Linked DNA regions of Mus musculus: region 2 is linked to region 1. The links are chromatin loops, found by intact Hi-C in ENCODE. Cell type or tissue: left cerebral cortex. All regions are shown on one strand.

The links. Peaks named below come from ENCODE experiments on the same cell type or tissue, not always from the same donor. Only the 100,000 strongest peaks of a DNase experiment are listed, where the experiment ranks them.
Region 2: a loop joins it to region 1, with 2.2 times the contacts of the local background. A loop is called at or near these places in 9 of 42 quality-filtered maps.

Annotation. Positions count from the first base shown.
Region 1 is chr2:18,606,011-18,608,510 of GRCm38, forward strand. No RefSeq gene overlaps it. Among named protein-coding and RNA genes, the nearest start is that of n-TNgtt9, 20 kb to the left of the region's middle. In left cerebral cortex, no CTCF peak of the experiment used is centred here; DNase peaks (open chromatin) are centred at 1,403, 1,661 and 2,451; H3K4me3 peaks cover 1,017 bases; H3K27ac peaks cover 431 bases.
Region 2 is chr2:18,671,227-18,673,726 of GRCm38, forward strand. It overlaps Commd3 (COMM domain containing 3), which reads left to right and starts at 1,209. Exons shown (of 8, transcript NM_147778.4): 1 at 1,209-1,377. The coding sequence starts at 1,239. Gm33355 (a long non-coding RNA gene) reads right to left here and starts at 1,178. Exons shown (of 2, transcript XR_374026.2): 1 at 1,110-1,178. In left cerebral cortex, no CTCF peak of the experiment used is centred here; DNase peaks (open chromatin) are centred at 1,151 and 1,644; H3K4me3 peaks cover 1,692 bases; H3K27ac peaks cover 1,418 bases.

The DNA of each region.
Region 1 (2,500 bases):
AGAAGGAAAGAATTCCCTAAGCCATGCTTATGAAGAAATTCTATGTTTATAATCAATATTCTAAAAAATTCTTATTTATATCCTTGTGTTTCTGTGTTGGTATCTGCACATGTGTGCAGAAGCCAGAGAGGGCATCAGATCCCCTGGGGTTGGGTCACAGGTGGATGGGGGTGCTGGGAAGGGTCCTTGGGAATAGCAACCAGCACTCCTAACTATCTCTCCAGCTGCATAATCAACATTTTAATAAAGTTTTCTTTTTCTCCAGTTGGTATTTAATGTATCTGAAATTTAACTTGTATGTAATGGAAGAAATAAAATTTTTAGTGAGTGTTTTTAAATGAGAATAAATGAGGAAGACTAAATATTGCTTGTAATCTGTAAATGCTGATTTAAACTACCCTTGTCTGCATACTACCTTGAATACATTTAATACTCAGAAAACATGTTCTGGCCACTTTTTTTTCAGCAATGTGGATTGCTTAGACTATGTACAAAGTTGGCCTTTTAAAGTCATATAAGTTGTGCTTAATTTTTACTGCTTTGAGCAGGAAACAATATCTTAATAGGATTAACTTTATTTAAGTACTGAATTATTCCAATTAAGTTGGAAAACAAAAATGACTTCTCCAATGATGCCCATTTTTAGAAAGCTCATCTGGGAACTCTCTGTACTCCTAGGCAAGTGCATTTACCATTTACCAGAAGAAATGCATACAAGACATTTTAATCTACTTTCAATGATTCTGGAAGTCAGGTTCTCAAATCAAAAGAATGTTTGCTGCCAGCTTTCACATCTATGATTTGAAGTTACCACTCTAAGTTTAGCAAGGCCTGGCTGTATTGCTAAGTCTCATGCCAAGACCTGTGAGCTTTCTCCCCTTTTGTAAATAGCCTGAAAAGAAGTACTTAAAACCTGATTTTAATTGAAGGCAATCAATATAAACCAAGGAAACTGTTTTGTTTTAAATGAGACACCCTGTAAGTTCTGCTCAGAACAATTCCCCTTGGTTTTTTTTTTTTTTCTTAAGAGTCTCAGAAATTTAATCTTTCAAATATTTCCAGGAATTCCAAAATCTATCACACAAAGGAGGAACACCTTCGTTTTGTTCTGGAGTGAGGGGGACAGAATAGAATGTTCTTGAAAATGTGAATCTAGAAGGTTAAAACATAGTTGGAAAGGTGAATTATTTTATTTTCAGTTTCTATATATAGACCAACTTCCCCCATTATGACTGAAAGAAATGTCTCAGACAGCAAATGATGTCATTGCCTCCGTTGACTTGAAATGCTTCTATCATCTGCTTGAAAAAAAACAAAGAATCCAACCCAGCTACCTCACAGAGAAACGCCTCCTCAATGAGACTTTTCAGGAAGACACTTGTCGCTAGTCCCGCAGCCAAGAGACTTCAAAATCACACTGCTTCTCAGAGAACTCCCCACGGACCACCATTTAGGAATAATTTTAATTCAAAATCAGCATTCTTGAGTTCAGATAAGTGGGGGGAGGGAGAAGGAGAGGGAGAGGGAGAGAGAAAAGGCGATAAGTATAAAAAGTGAATAATTTAAAAGAAACACCTAACCACCTTACTGCTTGGGAGTCCCCGTGTTTAACGGGAAAAAAAACACGAATTAATATCTCTGTCTTCTTTGCCGGTCTCTCTACAACTCATCTCTGGAAGTCTGTCCAGAAAGACGATTCTGATTCCTAGTCTATTGAAATACAGTGCAAAACTCCCAGTTGCAATAAAAGAAAAGAAAGCACGGGAGGAAGCCAACTAGCTAACCAAAACCAGAAAACAAGAAAGAGAAGGAAGGAGGGAGGGAAAGAGACAGAGAGACAGGGACGGGTCAGACAGAGACACAGACAAAGAGAGAGGAGACAGAGAGGGAGAGAGAGAGAGAGAGAGAGAGAGAGAGAGAGAGAGAGAGAGAGAGAGAGAGAGAGAGAGAGAGAGAGAGCGCTAATCTCCTTGCAGCAGGAGACAACAGCACCCCACCCCAAGAAGTCCCCCTCCGCTGCTGGGGAGCACTGGGCACACAGTGGCTTCTGAGGTCACCAGCTTGCCACCCTGGCCCTTGGCAGCCTAGGCTCGCACCTGGACGCCCTCTCTAGCCCACACTCAACAGGAGAGAGGGAGGAAGGGAGGGAGAGAGAAAGAGAGAGAGCGAGAGAGAGCAAACGACAGACAGAAAGACAGACAGACAGAAAAGAGAATGGCCCACCTGTGAGCCCAGCAGGCAAGAAACGCGCCGGCCACAGACTCAAAATGGAGAAAGAGGAACCGAGAGGGACAGGAAGGAGGGAGACACGGGAAGGGACAGTAGGATAAAAACTGTTCAGGGTCCGCGGGTTAGAGGATGCCAGATGGAGAACCCAGGAGTGGAAAGCCAGAGCACCAGGAAGAGCGAGGAGGCCGAGGCAGTGCTCCAGCCAGGCTGCTCCGGTGTCCAGGCTCCATTTCCAACAGCGCCATATTCGTGCAGCCCTTTGTCGTGGTTG
Region 2 (2,500 bases), 65 kb after region 1:
ACTATGAAGTGGGGTACTGTCCAATGTGACAACGTGCAACATGACACTCAGACATGCTGACTTTATTCATTAATAACAACCATTCCCCCACAAATAAGCATCTAAATTAGGAAAAACAAAAGTGTTTCAAGTTGAAACTGTCGTTGCTCTGGGAGAGTAAAAGACAATTCTTGCTCTACGGCCCTTTTCTTCATTCTTTCAAAACTGGATTTTTTTTTTAAGCTTTCAAATTCTTTTAATTAAAAAAAATGCCTAATGTGTCTTACTTACTTTGGGGTTTTCTTAACAAAGAACTATTCTTGTCCTCCTAAACCAACCTCGTATTAAAAAAAAAAAAAAAGAAAAGAAAGAAAGAAAAAGAAAAGGAGAAAGTTAAACTTTATACAGGATTTGTCTTTGAAGTTATGAGTCGCTAAAGAAGTAATTCATTTATACTAAAGATCTTGCCATTCCTAACCGTACTTTAGATGAGTATCTCGTATTTATTTACGAAGACTCTATTGAGTAATTAAAGCCACGGACGTAGTGAGTTTAGGAGCACAGAATTTATATGACAGAGTGCTTTCGAAAGGTATTTATTCGCAGTAGCATATAAAATTTTTTAATAATCCTGTCAAATATGTTCATGAATAATTTATTAATCTCCCAATTGTTAACTACCGGGCGTGCACACACCCGCCTGTGTCCTGCACATCACGCAGAAATCTACTGCCATGTTCCTGAAGTGACAAAGACAAGGTAAAACTGGTATATTTAAGATGTCCTCAGCCTCACAAAAGGGCAGCGCTGCGGGTCAGGCTGGCGAGTTAACACACGCACTCAGTCTCCCGTTGTCCCGAAGCCCAGCTTCTGGCCACACTCGCGGCGGCGGGGTTCCCGCGCCTCCCTGCACCAGGCCCAGTGGGGACAGAGCTGGTGCGGTCCCAGGTGAGCGCCAAGCGGGACCAATGGGCGTCCGCGCTCGCCGCGGCCGAGGCCAGCGCCTCCCAGACCGTGCGAGAGGCCGGCGCGTCCCGCCCGAGGCCCGCAGGGCGGCTGAGACGAGAGGCCCAGCCGCCGCCCGAGCTTCACCCGAACCCTCCCGAACCTCCCCGAGGCGTCGCCCGAACCTCTCCGAACCGTCCCGAGCCGTCGCCGAACCTCCCCGAGCCGCCCCGCCGCGGGTGCGCGCGCCCGATCAGCTGGGCGCGCGCCCCGAGTCACGTGGTGTGCGTGTCGAAGGTCACGGCGCGCTCACAATGGAGCTCTCGGAGTCTGTGCAAAGAGGCATCCAGACGCTGGCGGATCCCGGTTCCTTTGACTCCAACGCCTTCGCGCTTCTCCTCCGGGCGGCTTTCCAGAGCCTGCTGGACGCCCGGGCGGACGAGGCCGCGCTAGGTAAGCGGCTCTCCCGCCGCCGCGGCCTGGGCGGAGGGGCGCCCGGCAGAGCCGCCAGCCCGGCGCCTTGGGCACAGCTCCGGCCCGGGCAAGTCCCCGGTTTTCGCCCAGCCCGACTGTGGGGACCCGAGCGGGCCCTGAGCGCCGCTGTGCCCCCGCAGGGCACCTACACGGGGCCAGCTCTACGCTCCTGGCCTGGTTTCCCTGCCAGACTGTTTCTTTGTTCCTTTGTAAAGCCGTGTTCAAGTCTAGTTTGTGGCCTAAATGTGTGGGGGTTTTCAGCCTCCTCGGAGGCTGCAGCTGTTTTGACACTTGGACTTCAACTGGGGAGGTCCTGTGATTCAGCCTCCCCCAGCTGGGCTGGAGGGGGTTGAAAAGGCAGTTTCCGAAGCAATGGCTGGGTCAGACAGCACTGACATTTTCCAACCTACAGAACACCTCCGGATTCTCTGATCACTCCAGCACGGGCGTTCAGAGTGTTAAGCCCAGGTTATTCGTCCAGAACCCTCAAGTAGGGCGCCTAATGTTTTGTTCTGCAGCGGCTACCAGGAAGAGAGACTATTTAAAATGTCTGGTCGCAGACTGCAATTGTCATAATGGATTAAGAGCGTACTTTAAGACAAATCACTTCTAGATAATTCCCTCAAATCTATCAACACATTCCAGAACTCCTTGGGTCTCCACACCCCCCCCCCCCGTTTCATACTAGATACTTGGACAACAAGTATGAAAGTGGAAGCTGTTCTTAAAGCCCCCCCCCCCCCCCAATTAACCACTACCTGGTTTATCTCGAAGCTGTGTGTGTGTGTGTGAGAGAGAGAGAGAGAGCGAGGAGAGGTGGGGGGACTTGAAGATATTAATGGGATTTTGATATTTCTGTTGTGCATGCTAATGTATGCCCTCCTATCAAGCTTCTTTGATGTATTTATGTTCATGGAGTCAATTGCTCTAAAATGTCTTTTGAAAGTTGTTCATTTTGAAATTTACTGTGTAAACTACCTTCAGTTTCTCCTTTGCTTTCAGTCCATCCAGCAACCACTGCCCCCCCTTTCTTTGAGGTATTTAAAAAAAAAATACTAAGACGAAATAAAAGAAGGTAATTGAAAAGAGAGTGACAGCAGAT